3 separate regions of the Mus musculus genome follow, and regions 2 and 3 are each linked to region 1. Evidence: chromatin loops called from intact Hi-C (ENCODE). Cell type or tissue: gastrocnemius. All regions are shown on one strand.

Region 1 (5,000 bases):
GGGCCTTTCAATTGCTAAGAAGGTGAGTCCGCTCTGGGCCTCTTGGGATTTTGCAGCCAGAAACAGAGGAGGGCAGGGTTAAGACCTTGGCCAGCATTTCAATTTCAGTTGGCTCATCTGAGATGGAGAAGTCCACTTGGCAATGACATAGAAGGTCCCTCTCTAGCTACTGTGTAATCTGGGTGAACAATGGACAGCAAATGCATGCATTTTGCATCATGTATAGAAAGTCTAGCAAGGGGCAGAGGGTGTCAAAGCTATGATTGTTACTGAAGATGCATAAGAAAAGAGATTGTTTTCCTGAAAATTACAGAGGAGGGAAATGGGGCACATTGCTAAATATATATTCAAAATAGCCTGCTTTTCATAAACTGGCTGGACCTTTTTTTTTTTTTTTTTGCCTGAGACCATCAACCCATTTTCTCCTACTACGTTTGTTCCAAATGCAGATTCCTGGGTCAAGCCCCATGCCATCACATAGCGCTGAGAAGCTGTGCTAGATTGGAATTGGGAGCACTGAATACCGAGACCATACAAATGCCATCCATGCATAGATTCCTTAAACATAGAAGCACTCAGTAAAACCTGGGCAATTAAGTGGACTGAAAGATGAATCATGTCTGTCTTACAGAGGGCAGGGCAAGTTTTGTTTTTCCTTACTGCACCCCTTTGGTGGTAAGTTGCTCCCCCTTTCTCTCCTTTTAGTATTATCTTAAGAGTCATTGTCACCTGTCTTTGCCACAGGGGTTTACTGAGCCCCAGAGAAGTAGGCCTGGGATTCTCTTCCTTCCAGAGAGAAGTTTGGCCTCCACTTGGGATAAATTCACAAAGCACCGGTGGAATTGGGGTCAGGAAAAATTGGTATTTTTCTAATGTTCTCCATGTGGTATTCTCTGGGGCAAACTTGAGACTGGTAATATGGATCTCTCTAAACATCCCAGCACTAAGCACAAAAGCTGGGAATTGATTTATAGAGCAAGACTATTAGAGGATATTAAAATATAATATACATACAAATCAAAGTTCTATATAGTTTTTAAGGTACTAACCTTCTAAGGACATACATAAAATCCCAAAGAGGAAGAAATAGGAGAGGGGTAGGTGTGAAAACAGGGTAAATTAAGGGAATATATAATAAGCTAAGTGAGTTCTTGCAGAGACATCACAGCAGTGAACAAAGGTTTGGGGCTCAGAAGCACCAGAATAGAATAGAACCAGACAGTTGTATCTACCAGGCAGCAAAACTGATCTGAGCCTCATCTTTCCTAACAGCAGTAAGGTTTAGATTGTATTTAGAGTGTGAGCCTATGAACCTGGGTCATACAACTAGTAAGCAACAGAGCTGGAGGCAGAACCCACCATCATGGTCAAAGCCCAGAATCTCGCTGCTCCGTTAGTTTGTTCTCTTGGTTCTTGGGCACCTCCTAAAGGGAGAGATTCTGCCCTTCCAATACCTTGTAACCACAAATCGCTCTGTACCGTGGCTCAATAGCAGTCAACTCGTGTTTCATTCTATCCTTTGCCAAAGATAGGAACAATCAATGTCCTGAGCCCAAGGCAGTCAAAAGTCTACGTACATTTCACTTTCCCAACGCAGAAACTTGTAAGACCCACCTCGTTTTCCTGGTTAGGACCATCAGTGCTTGTGTGAGTCTAGGAACAGAAAGATGCCTCATATCACTGAGATACTTAAAAGATGACTGGTCCCAGGGAAGTGGAGGAGTAGGAGGGTTGGGGTGGGTAGGAGGAAGTAGAAGTGGAGCAGGGAGAGTAGAAGGGATTAGGGGAGGGGAGAAGGGACTAGGGGGAGGGGAGAAGGGACTAGGGGGAGGGGAGAAGGGGCCAGGGGGAGGGGAAAGGCTAGGGGAGGAGTCTCAGACTTCTTCATTTAAGACTTAAGTATGGGGGCAGCTTTTTGATTAACTTCATCTCCGTGTCTCACATCGTCTCTCTCTGCAACTACTTTTAGGAGCTTCTGAAATTAATTATAACCATGTATTTACTGAGGCAGGCACCTACTGTCTCTAAGAGGCAAAGGAGGTAACCTGAGCAAGATTTCCCAACCAGGAAGCAGTGAGTCCGCGAGACTTAGAGGATGCTCCGCTTACAGCCCGAGTTGGCGCCCTCTGGAGGACAATTAATTCCAACTGTTCCTCTTTGCTTCGCAGGCCTGAGTGTCCAGGTAGCGTTCTTCACTTCAGAAGCCTCATTGCTCCCTCATCAATGTGTGCTCTTTCAGGGATGCACAAATATAGAAAGAACAGATGAAGTTAACTCAGGCTGGGTCTTTGTATTGGTAGTACGTGGAGCTGCTTCCGTGGGAAAAACCGGCAAAGCACCAGGAACCTCCTATTCTTAAGCCGTTCTCTCACCACAGGGTCTGAAGTTGCCCTGCTGGCTTATGGAGTGAAATGCTGTGTTAAAACACAAGTCACCAATCTTGGGGGCTGTGGGAAAATAATGATGGCTCCTCAAAGTTGCACATATTTCAACTCGAAAACTGAAAGTACAGGTTCTTGCATTCTGGTAACAATAGATGGACAGAGAGTGGTGGCCAGAATTCCACATTCTAACAGTTGCTTTAGGAGGTTATTCTGATGCTAATGTCCCCTACACGCCATTTGGAGGAACCCTGTATTAATGAGAACTTCAATTTCAGTAGGGGAGACTCTCATCCTGGATGTCAGCTCAGTCTACAGCGGCAGAGAGTTCATGAAGGGCTGTAGTGACTCAGACTTGACCTTGACCTCTGTCCATTTCAGAGCTGTGTTCCTAGCTCAGGGCAGTGTAACTCAGGAAGTCCGCCTGCAGACGTGCCTTGAGGGTGGCAAAAACTTTTCCCTGACACTATATCTCAGTGTTATGGGCTCACTGAAGATCAGGTAGAAAGAGAAAAGTCGTACTTAGTGTTCTAACAGCATTGCATTTTAAGCCATTGTTAGATCCTTCCAAGGTCTTGTGTAATACACCACGGCGTCACATGGGGGCGCTGCAACGAGTCAACAAGAGCAAACTTCTCAGCAGATGTGGAAGCAGGGCGTGTTCAGGAAAAGCTCTTGTTTTTAGTTTCATGGAGCTTCCAGTTGTGTGTGCACTGCAGTTCATGCTCAGTATACATGTATCTGTGCATGCACATACATTTCTGCATGCCTGTACTTATGTACATTGCACATATGGGAGCTGAGCGGGCAGGGCAGTAGGCAGGAGCAAAAGTCGATCGGAGACCGAAAGGGAAGAAGTTTACAATAGCCCCCCTCAGACCAGAGGTCACCTTCTTGATGATTTTTAAAGACAGTTTTCTGCGTTGTCTCCTGCCGGTTTTCAGTCTCCGAGACAGGAGAGGCCTGTCGGAGAGCATCCCTTGGCTCCATGATACCGGAGAGTGGCTTGGCAGTGTGACACATCTCTCCAGCTTTGCTTTGCAGAGTTCATTTGATCTGACCTTAAGGAACCCGGGCCTCACCATCTTCCTTCACAGACTGATGATGGTTCAGGCACCCCTCTCCACAGCTGCCCTGTGAGGTCCAGACCCTAGAAAAAGCAACCCCAGTTGCATGTCAGTCACAAAAACGGGGATCAAAAGAATCAATGGGCATGTGTGTGTGTGTGGGGGCTTGGTTGTCTAAGGATTAGATGGGAGCTGCAAGAAGCCTGATTTTAGCTTCTGCTAGCTAGTTGAATCATACTGGGAATTAGGTTTGTTTTCCCCCTCCCCAGCCTTCTCTCTTCTCACCTCTTTTCAGGGTAAACGGTTAATGGGCTGTTGGGCCATTTCGAGTCCCTCCTTGTGGGTGCATGACAGGAAACATACCTTTGCCCCCATTCACACACAAAAGTCTACTTGGAAGGCTGAAGGGCTTAGGCGAAGCCCTTATGACATCGGGTGAGTGATGAGGGGAGTTGTCCCTGCGGCAAGGGCAGTGATGTCATTAGGAAGGCATTCAGACCTCTGGGCCTAGGGGCCACACTGTGGGATCAGATGACTTGCTCTGAAATGGTTCAATTTACAGTGCTCAGGTATCTAGCTTGTGATGTTTCACTGGCAGTGCAAATGCAGACCCAAGCTGCCCCAGGTGTCTCTCTGACCTCACCCCTTCACACACCTACATGCGCACACACACACATACACACATGCATGTGCCCATGCATAGACCCTTTTAACCTAAGGCCCTGGATCATAACAACAGAAAGAATGAGTCCAAGGCCATGGGCTGGCATCTTAGAGCTGGTCCTGAAACCTGTTTAAGGACACTGTGCTATGAAGAGTTCGCTCCACAGTGGGAAGTTCAGCTGGATCGGCTGGGCTAGCGGTACTGATGAGAGACTTTTCTCAAGCCTGTGGAAGATTCAGTTGGGACGCTGTAGCAGGGTAGTTTCAAGCTTGGATGTGTAGCCCTCAAGAGAGTCTTTTTCCAGCCTCCTGAGAGTTAACTCAGACGCATGCTCCTGGGGGGAGACAGAACAGATGTGTGTGTGTGTGTGTGTGTGTGTGTGCTTGTGCACGTGCATGCACACACAGGCACAAATGCAGGAGTACAGGTACACATGAACCATGACCCCTGTGTGGAGGCTAAAAGTACAACTTCAAGTCTTAGGCTTTGCCTTTCACCTTGTTTGAAACAGGGTCTCTAGATTCACCTCCTACTCTCCTGTAGAAGAACTAGGATTACAGAACAGTAGTTCTCAACCTGTGGGTCACACGACCCCTTTGGAGGGGTCGAATGCCCTCTTTGTGGAGGTCATTGGGAAACACAGATATTTACATTACGATTCATAACAGTAACAAAATCACTAACATCACAAAAATCGTAACAGTAGCAAAAGTTATAAAGCAGCAACAAAAATAATTTCATGGTTGTGGGATCAGCACAACATGAGGAAATAACTGTATGGTAGGATGCCAGCATTAGGAAGGTTGAGAGCTACTAGCTAACTATAGACTTTCACATTATGTATCTGGCTTTTATTTGGGTTCTGGGGATTTGAACCCAGGTCCTTGT
Region 2 (5,000 bases), 420 kb after region 1:
TTCTTGCCCCGCCCCCAGACCTCAGGTTCCAATCTGTTAAAAAGGGAGGGTTCACTAGAGGGTCTTGCTAACGTTTTTCAACTTAGCTCTCAAGTAGAAAACAAACCCATGGAGAAGTGAAGCCGTTTGGTAACTCTCAGTTCCTGGGCCTGTATTCTACTGACAGCTTCAAAATCTTTACATAATTTTTTGAATAAAACAAGAGATTTCGCTGAAATTAATAGCACAATGGGAGGGAGGGTGAACCAGACAATAACAGCTGACTGACTGGTCTTGCAGAGGAGAAATGAGCCTCTGTCGTTCTCTGGGCGCCCCCTAGTGGCCATGAGGCTAAATCCTGGCAGAATGTTTCCAGACACCCACCAAAGAGGAAGGCAGGCGCCTGCCTACCAATGCAAGTCTAACCCAGCCTGCGGATCAGACAGCTAGAAGAACGCCTGCCTGACTGGAAGCCACAATGGAGCTCAGCGGCCAAGCATATGCCACAAAGATTCCAAGCCTGGCTGAGCTGTCTCACAAGCACTTAGGTGTGAGAATGTGAGGGTCCCCACCACAGATTCCAGGCCTGCCCTCCCTGCTCCGACCCCTCACCTTCTCACATCTTCAACCTGCACCTCAGACAGCGCCTGTTTTTCATTATCCTGCTTTCCAACTTACCAGCACGATTCTTCATCAGCTATTAAGACAACCAGGGAAAGGAGCTACACTAAGTTTCCGCTTATTCAACGTCCAGCCTGGGGAGTGTCACCTCGGGAAGAAACGCATGAATGAGCGTGCTGCTCAGGCTCTTCATCTGCAGATAATCTCTCCAACACACACACACACACACACACACACACACACACACAGAATTCTCAGTCTAGAAAGCAAAGGGCACCTGCGCAATTATCATAAAATTCATGTATGGCAGAGAAGTTTATTTTAAGAACACAAATCCCTATCTCCAACTCATTGATAACAGACGTTTTAAAGATGATAACGCAAGTCAGCGTGGGCAGTGAGTCTGAGAAGCGGAGGGGCTCTGCAGCTGGCCACATAGTTGAGATTACAAGAGCAAACCTTGCTGACCGCAATCAGTTTCCACAGAACTATCTCTATATAAATAAAAAAGAAATACTACCAACACACTGACAGTTCGCTTTGCCCTCCCTGTAGCTACTGGTTAGGTTTATAAGCAACAGCATCCTCCCCCAGTCCCCCAGTACCCCGAAAAACTGCACACACGAGAAGCGTCATAGTTTCTGACTTTGGCCCTAAATCGATTAAAGTACATCTGATATGCTTTAAATCAAAGAACCATGTGCATTTCTGCCATACACCACACAAACTCTTTCTGCAAGAGTCAGTCACTTTGAACCCAACTCTAGCCACAACCAGTGTGGATTTCAAGGGCCTGTTCTGCAGAGGGGGAACCGACAACAATCCAAAACTGGGACAATACTGAGCCCCCGAGGCACCTGGCAGAGCTTCAGCTGTATCGGGTGCGGCCGGCCAGACCCCTTGAACAATTTAAGTAGTCCTGAAGCCAGGACCTGGTAAGGCAAGCGAGCCTGCTGCAAATCAACTCTGGGACTGAATGGCCACCCCTGCCAGGGACATGTCATGCTTGCCAGAGGCGGGAATGCAAGCTGTCAAGAAACCTCAGACATTCAGTAGAAGCTTTTAGGTTTGATAGACAGGAGGAGTCTGTCTTTTGCAGCAAGAGCAGCATCAGGGTAAGCAAGCATCCCAGTGGAAAGGAGAAGTGGGACTGCAGGTAGATGGGAAAGAAGCGGGGGTCCTGAGCAACTACAGGACACCACACTTTCGAGCCCAGCTTCATGGCTGATAATGTAGGTCTTTTTGGAGTTTGTACAAATAAGGAACTCCCGGACAAGGTCTGAAGGTGTGTCTTTGGGGAAGACCCCATGTTCTCAAAGCTGCAAAATGTGAATCCTAAACACTACTTTGCTAGCTGGGGTAAAAAATAAAAAAATAAAAAAGGTGGGGTGAGAGAAGCCCCCAAAATATGTGCAGACAAGATGTAACAAGTGTTTTCGGAGATATACACCTGAGTCACGGGGTGCTGAAAGGAAAGTGAGGAGTCTGACTGGGGGCTTCTGCTGAAACCTTTCTAGAGAAGGGAGCCCCGGTGGCGTGGTGCCCCCAGACCGTCTCCCCGCCCCCATCTTGGGCCACCAGGGAACCAGCTCGAACCCCTCCAGGAATTTCCCTTACTCACCACTCGGCCTGAAAACCTCTCGGTGGCTCTCTTGACTTTGCCGTAGGTACCTTTGCCCAGGGTCTCTTGCAGCTCATAGCGATGCTTCAAGTTGTGTTTGTGGTGATGTCGCTTCACCCCGTGCGGCTTCCTGGGCTCCACTGGGGCTGCAGTCGCCCCGGCCACCGCCTCCAGCGGAGAGCCCGGCAAGCCGGTCTCTACAGCAGGGCCATCCCCTGCCGCGGACACTGCCGCCCCTTCCATGACCAAGCGCAGGGCGAGCCGAGTTGGAGAGGGCAGGTCCCGGCACAGGGGCTCGGGGTGGTCCCCACCGAGGGAAACCGGGGTGCGTTCAAGGTCGCCCCCGCAGCAGCATTGCTGAGACGACCCGACCTGGCTCTGGCTGCCGCTGGGGCACTAGCGGCGGCGGCGGCGGCGACTGCACATCTGGCGTCCCGGGCGCGCACGCTCGGCGCACCGCCCCCTGGCCAGCCGCGGCAATCTGCGGAGCGTCCGGCGAGGTGGCAGCGATGTCAGGGGAGGCGGTGGTGTTGGCGAGAAGGAGGGGAGAGGGTGGCTCCGCGCGCTGGAGAGGAGTGTTATGTGGGGCGCCGCGCCCCCCGCCCCCGCGCCGGGAGGACGCGCAGACGGGGCGGGGCGAGAGGGGAACGCGGGGCGGGCGCCCGGGTGTCCCCACCTCCGCGCCGGGCCACCGAGCAGGGAGGGGGCGGGGTGCGTGTCGTTGTTCACTCTTTGTGCGGCGCGGCGCAGGCCGGGGCGGCGGCCCGGCTGCTTTGTCCTCGCCGGGTGGGGACGCAAGGTCCCGGGTGGGTCGAGGTGGAGGGGTTGGGGATCGTCAGTGCTCTTGTCCCCTCCCCGAGCGTCCCGCACTCACCCTCCGGAACTACTGCGGGCCGTCCGCAGCTAGCTTGGGCCGATCGGCCTCGGATAAAGGTCGCAGGTCCCCGAGGCCGCAGAGGCGACAACGCACAGAGCCAGGCTCACGCTCTGTGGCCCGGGGCTGTAGCCTCCTGGGCCACCCTTCTTCATGTTTGTTATGGTGTGGCGGAGGCCGCCAGGCTCGCTGGAGCAGGGGGAGGCTGGGTTGAAAGGAGGCCCAGCGGTGTTGGGTTACCGGCGGTGAGTCACAGTCCCCTCCAGCCGCCGAGGCCCTGCAGGCCCCCAGCTCCGGCACGGTCAGGGCAGGGCCCTCCTGGAGCAACCGCGGAGCCTGGAAAGTCCCCGAGAGGGATGCTTCGGAACCCCGGCTCTCTCAGGGAGAAAGGCGGAGTCAGGAACGAAGGGAGGCTCGAAGGAGGAACCCGGCCCTTCTCCAGGGCTCCGATCTCCCGGTAAAGTTCGGGAGTCCAACAGGGACCAACACCTAAGAGGAGGGAAGTGGGGGCCTGGATGGAGCTGGGTCCCCTGAGCTGCCCAGCGCCATTGGAAAGACCCCTTTCCGACAAACCAAGGCTCTGAGATAAGCCTAGGCCTTGGCCTGCTGAGCAGTTCCTTGTCCAAGCCAGAGGCCACTTGCAGGCCTCTTGACCCCCTCAGGCGATGGGAATTTTCCTTTGACTAAAACGGCCAGATCTCACCCCACCAGGTGAAGGTCAGGCAGGAAGGCCTCCCAGCAAGGCTGCCCTGGTTCTCCTGAGATGAAGGGAGGAAAAATAAGACATGAAAAAATTAAAGGTATCTTGAGAAATTTTTTAAAGTAATTTCACATAAATTACATTGTTCCACACTAGGGTGGGAAGACCGACCAGGAAGAGCATCTGGTGTAGTCTCCAAGTACTGGCACTTCCTTCTGCAGCCCTCAGGTTCCTCCCGCCCTCCAAATTCCTTCTGACTTCACTCTTGTCTACTTCTCACCTTACACTGGACTCTAGCAACAGCCTGTCTTCTCGAGACGCCCCTCGCCCCCACCCCTGTTGTCAGAGTCATGGCCTGAAACACACCCATTGTCGGCCCTCACTCCTCCGCTCAGTTCTGGACTTGATAATGGTCTTATCTCCAAACTTTATTTACTTATCTTACTGATGCCTGAAACCCTCGGCCGGTCCCTGCCTACCTTAAAAGCACTCACATAAGACAAAAAAACGCAAAGACCATGCCCCAGTCTATTCGTTCCACTAGCCCTTTCAGGGACACCCTCTCCTTCCCCTCCCCCTCCCCATTCCCCATCCTGAAACTGTAGGCAGCTTTTAAATGGTCTGTAGACATCCCTGCATGTAGATTGAGAGACAAGTTGGTGGCCTGCAGGGAGAGCTCCCACCCCCACCGGATTGGTTGGATGACTTAATCTCTTAAGACTTTCATTTGTTCTTCAAATATGCATTAGTGGGTCTAATTGGTTTTAGTTTTTGGTTTGGATTTCAGGTAAATAGATTGTCTCTACATTAGTAATTAAAATGCCAAGTGTTCTGGTCCCTTCCCTCCCCCAGCATGTGGTAGGAAACTATTACCCCACTGCCCCCTTCAGGGTCATATCTGGCTATATAACTTGCCTCGGTTGAAAGATTCCATGCAGGTACCACAATCACTGTGTCTTCCACCTGGGAACTTAGTTACAGAGTAAAGTGCCTTGTCCCATGTCCTCATCTTGACAAGCAGTGCACAGTGGGCTCAGGCTGAGACTCCCTGTAAAGGGAACAAGAAAGTCCCCCAGGAAGATTGGACTGGAAAAGCAGCCTGGGCAAATATTCTTTTGATGTGTTCAGCCAGGAAGATGATAGATGTTTGATTTGGCGGATGACCTGTTCGGGCAGGGTCACTCTCAAGTGCAGGGTCTTCGTCC
Region 3 (5,000 bases), 430 kb after region 1:
CAGCCTTAAAAGGAAAAGGAACACCTTTTGATATTGTGTCTGATATTAGCAGATATCCCAAAATACTACTTCAATATTTAATGCATTAAGGTTGCTAATTGGTGAAATAGTTTACATTCTTTTTTATGCTGTCTTCTAAAATCGATTGTGTATACCAAGGTCATTTCAGGGCTAATGTTCAGTGGTTGCACTGGAATATGACCCTATGAAAGCAAGGAACTTACATTTACCAGACAATGTTAGGTGGCTTCTGGTTTGTTTCATTTAAATATTAGCTTTTATATAAAATTTTAGCTCACTATTTTATATATAAATAATACATTTTATTCTACATAGTAAATAATGCATATTTATCTTATATGATTCTGTAATATATACAATTGTATTGTATATTATAGAAAAATTATACATTTTATACTTATATAAATATATATATATATATATATATATATATATATATATATATATATATGTTCTTGTGTCGTGTAGCCACATCTTAAGAACTCAGTAGCTACAAGTAGCTAGTGGTTATCAGATGTCCAAATACAGATGTATGATGTCTTATTCTTATTTCCAGCAGGAGCATAGATCTGACTAGTACTAATTGGTTTCCTTACATTGTTTGGTGAATGGATGGATGGATGGACAGGCAGATGGATGGATGGACTGACAGATGAACAGATGGACAGACAGGAAGATGGATAGATGGGAGTGATATATAGATTGATAGATGGGAGGAGTCAATAAATGGGTAAAAGGAGTGGATACATTTATTTTTATTTCCTTCATAAATTATTACTGTATTGCCTATCCCAGAAATGTATAAGCCAGGCAAAGAGGTGAAGACAAATTCCAGGAAAGATGGATCTACAGAAATCTCCACTGGGTTGAAATCTGAGCATTTGGCCTGGACAGTTTGTTAGGGACTGGGTTCTGCCCTCTGATCCACTCAGCTCAGTGACTCAGCCTTCCCTAGATGTCAGGCTTTGTTCCTTCCTGCCCAGGATTTCATCCCTTCCCCCTTACTATCCCCATCTCCCTGCCATCCCCCTCCTCCTACCATTCCCCCACCCATCCTCCCACCTCTCCCTGCCATCCCCCTCTCCCTACCATCCCCTGTGCCTACCATCCCCCTCTCTCTACCATCCCCCTCTCTACCACCCCTTCTCCTTACCATGTCCCCCTCTCCCTGCCATCCCCCACTCCCTACTATCCCCCTCTCCCTGCCATCCCCCTCTCCCTGCCATCCCCCCTCTCCTTACCATCCCCCTCCCCCAACCGTGTCCCCCCCCCATCCTTTGCCATGCTGTCTGCATAGAGAGGGGATCTTGACAGTATTGCTTCTCTACATGAGCCCCTGGTGCATAGTCCAAGCTCGATAATTAATAATTTGTAGAATGAATAAAGGAGCAAATGCATGGTTTAAGTTCCAATTCCTAATTCTATGATCCAGGAAGTGGCTGACCTTCACATTTCTTGTCCAGAAAATAGCTATAGCAGTAGCATGCCCTAGAGGTGGCAGAGGTAATCCAATACGCTTCATAATCACTTCATGGGGCTAATTAAGGTATATAGTGTATAGTAATGACTAGGTAAGCATTGACAAAATAGTACTTGCCACTATAATAAAGTTACTATTAGAGTTTTTTTCTACAGATCCATGACCACCATGTGAAGCAGTGACAACTTCCCAGGTAATTTTATCCCAAACAAACAAAAAAAGTAGGTCAGGAAAAATAGGCTCAGACGTGGCTTTCCTCCACACTTGCCCGAAGTTGTTTACCTGGGCTGTTTTTGTTTGTATTTGTTAGCCATGGGAGACAGGCCTCCCAGCCCCAATCGGCCAAGATCCATGGCGTCTCTGTGTCAGGCCCTGCATCCGATATGTTTACAGTCACCAGGGACTAAGGCCTTCAAAATGGGCACGAGAGGGAGGACATTCCAGGCCGGTCATCTGAGAGCCAGTGATGATGACAAAACTCTAGGCCCACCTGCTCAGGGAGAAGTCACTGGGGCCTGAGGTGGCCTGAGCCTGGCAGCTGAGCCTGAGCAGAGCCAGGCTCTCCAGGGGCCAGCTGGCTGGAACTGTGCTAGATGCTCTCCTAGCAGATGAGGCACAAGCCCCAGATTCCTCTTCAGGGCCTGCGTCCTGGATCCCGCTCCTGACCTCACCCTTTGAAGCCAGGCACTTATCCAATCTGCCCCGTGCTGCGTGGGGCATGGACACCCCTGCCCATTCATGCATCTAACCTATAGTAGGAGTATCGGTAGTGATGTTTATCGAGGTGGCAACCTGGATGAAGAGACAGGATGGATCTCTGCCCCCTGGGGGTTTCTGACACCTCCACTGGGGTTGTATTTTACAGTTTACAGGACACCTTACTACCAGTGATCTCTTAATACTCGTAATGGTATCTGACTGGGGATTTGGTATTTTTATCTTCCCTGCTTGTCACAGAGAAGCAATGAGAGTGAGAGGCCACGCTGAGGTCTTACAGCTTACAAATAAGCAGCCAGGACCCAGTTACTTCCCTGTCACATGACAGTTAGACATACATCTCTCTCACAGTCATAGAAAAGTGTTCTCAGCCCTCAGGAAGAGCTCACGGGCCATCGAATTGTATAATAGTGACTCCCAAAGAAACTGCAGGACAGATGGGAACAGCTGAGAAACTTCCAGAAATGTGCTGGAGACCCTTGTCCCACCCATCTGGCCTTCCCTGTTTCCTTCAATACAAGTGCTTAAGGTTCATGAAACCTCTGACCTCACAGCACAGAGTGCCCAAATTAGCAGGCAGTGAATAACAACAAAAACAAAAAACAACACACACACACACACACACACACACACACACACAAACCCTGAAAGCTCACACTCGGATAAGCAACACATGCCCCTACCACAGGCCCACCACAATCTATCCAGCCTGCCCCCATTACAAAGTCTCCACCGCTTCAAGCCCGAATTCTCTCAGAGAAGTACTCAGCCGCCTTTACCCGGACAAATGTCTTCCCACAGCGCCACCCAGTGGCTACGTCTTTTTACAACGTGAATTCCCAATTGCAGCGAGAAGAGAGATGATTCACTTTCCTGAGTCCAGACTTAAAACAATAATCAGGAATGAGAGGGCAAACTAGGATGAGTGGAAATTCAGCCGAAACCCAGAGGTGTGATGTCCTCAGGGCAGGGGGCAGGTAAGGTGGGCTCCCCCCCAACAGTTACAGTTGTTAAGAGGGTTCACTACCTAACTATGCTAATAAACAAACAAACAAACAAACAAACAAACTGGTGATCTCTTTGCTAGGAGAGGGGATAAGAGATCAAACAGGAACAATCTTTGCTGATTTCAATAGGATTTCAGAGGAAGAAACAAAAATGTACAGGAATCTAGCCAGGAGCGTCTGTGCCTGCTCCCAAGCTCGGGACACAGGTGTGCATAGACTCACAGAGCCCATGTATGTGTCTATCACAGGGAGGGGGAAAATGTTCACATCCTGTGACAGAGGCTCAAAGAACTTGTGAAACCAGGAAGATGTGTTGAAATGGTGAGACTGGTATGAAGTGAAGGGGGCCACATCCATCACTAACTGACCTTCAAGGTCAGAGCACTAACTACCAAATTGGTAGAGTGGTAAGTTTAAAAAAAATTAGATATACTTAAAACATCCACCAACAGTGCAGGAGTGTATGTGGAATGTCCACTGTTAGATCAGAGCCAAGTTAGAGTCAGGGTCTGCTAACACTTCCCACCATGATGCTAACACAAGCTGTTCAGGCTTCAGTTGTCCCTTCTAAAAGCAGGGATCTTAATAAACCCTGGTGAGAGCAGTCCAGTTTGGGTTCCCAATATCCTTTTTATAATAAATTAGAATACAATGAGTGTTCAACCTCTAGTTTAGAATACTATGAGCCAGAAAAAAACAAGGGACAGGACAGAAGGCTCAGCCTGGCCCCACCTGGTTCCTGCCTTTGCAAAGAGAGCAGCTGTCTTACCCTACTGTTCTTTTTTAAAAGAGGTTGATCGGATTCTTGGGGCCTTTGCTTTCCTAGAAGTGCACTCTGGGAAATCAAAGTTTCCATGGAGTATTTCTACCCAGAAGTCCTTTCTTCCTTGCTCTGCTCTCACTCTGACCACCTTAATTAACGTCAGCTCAGTCTTCAGAGCCAGATCCAGCCACACCTAGAAGACACACACAGCAGGGGGCCGAGTAGACTCTGACCCCAGAGATCAAGTCTCCAGGGTGAATAGGAGAGGCCATTCATCTGTGGGTACAACCTCAGGTAGTCCAGGAGAAGAGGAAAGAACCTCTTACTGAAGCAGGAGGCTGAGCAACCTCTCCATCCACACTAGCCCAGCACAGCAGCGATCCAGAGTTTGGATCCCTCAGTACCTTAATGGCCCAGAAGAACTCACCAAAATGCCTGGGCCACAGCTATACCACACCTGCGTATTTACCCAAAGGGCTCTTAGTCAGTATATCTTAGAAACCTGCCATCCGTGCTTCTGCTGCACCCTTCACAAAAGTTATGGACCAACTAGCACAACAGAGACATAGGTAAAGAAAGCTGGAGCCTTGGCCTCATGGTTAAGAGCTCTTGTTATTTGTATGTGTGTGTGTGTGTGTGTGTGTGTGTGTGTGTGTTTGCTGACAATTTCTTTTTTAATATTATTATTTTTTTAATTAGGTATTTTCTTCGTTTGCATTTCCAATGCTACCTCAAAAGTCCCCCAAACCCTCCCCCCAATTCCCCTCCCTCCCCACTCCCACTTCTTGGCCCTGGCGTTCCCCTGTACTGAGGCATATAAAGTTTGCAAGACCAATGGGCCTCTCTTTCCACTGATGGTCGACTAGGTCATCTTCTGATACATATGCTGCTAGAGACACGAGCTCGGGGGGTACTGGTTAGTTCATATTGTTGTTCCACCTAGAGGGTTGCAGACCCCTTTAGCTCCTTGGGTACTTTCTCTAGCTCCTCCATTGGGGACCCCGTGTTCCAT

Evidence for each region. Hi-C counts contacts between places; a loop is a spot of excess contacts. Peaks named below come from ENCODE experiments on the same cell type or tissue, not always from the same donor. Only the 100,000 strongest peaks of a DNase experiment are listed, where the experiment ranks them.
Region 2: a loop joins it to region 1, with 2.8 times the contacts of the local background. A loop is called at or near these places in 20 of 42 quality-filtered maps.
Region 3: a loop joins it to region 1, with 5 times the contacts of the local background. A loop is called at or near these places in 5 of 42 quality-filtered maps.

Annotation. Positions count from the first base shown.
Region 1 is chr10:84,017,478-84,022,477 of GRCm38, forward strand. No RefSeq gene overlaps it. Among named protein-coding and RNA genes, the nearest start is that of Gm40726, 8.5 kb to the right of the region's middle. In gastrocnemius, CTCF peaks have their summits at 2,128 (motif pointing left) and 2,984; DNase peaks (open chromatin) are centred at 2,126 and 2,986; H3K27ac peaks cover 1,527 bases.
Region 2 is chr10:84,437,894-84,442,893 of GRCm38, forward strand. It overlaps Nuak1 (NUAK family, SNF1-like kinase, 1), which reads right to left and starts at 2,775. Exons shown (of 7, transcript NM_001004363.2): 1 at 2,222-2,775. The coding sequence starts at 2,464. In gastrocnemius, CTCF peaks have their summits at 311 (motif pointing left) and 2,694; DNase peaks (open chromatin) are centred at 15, 331, 738, 1,515 and 5 more places; H3K4me3 peaks cover 4,370 bases; H3K27ac peaks cover 5,000 bases.
Region 3 is chr10:84,447,879-84,452,878 of GRCm38, forward strand. No RefSeq gene overlaps it. Among named protein-coding and RNA genes, the nearest start is that of Nuak1, 9.7 kb to the left of the region's middle. In gastrocnemius, a CTCF peak has its summit at 3,041 (motif pointing left); DNase peaks (open chromatin) are centred at 2,139, 3,020 and 4,220; H3K27ac peaks cover 1,997 bases.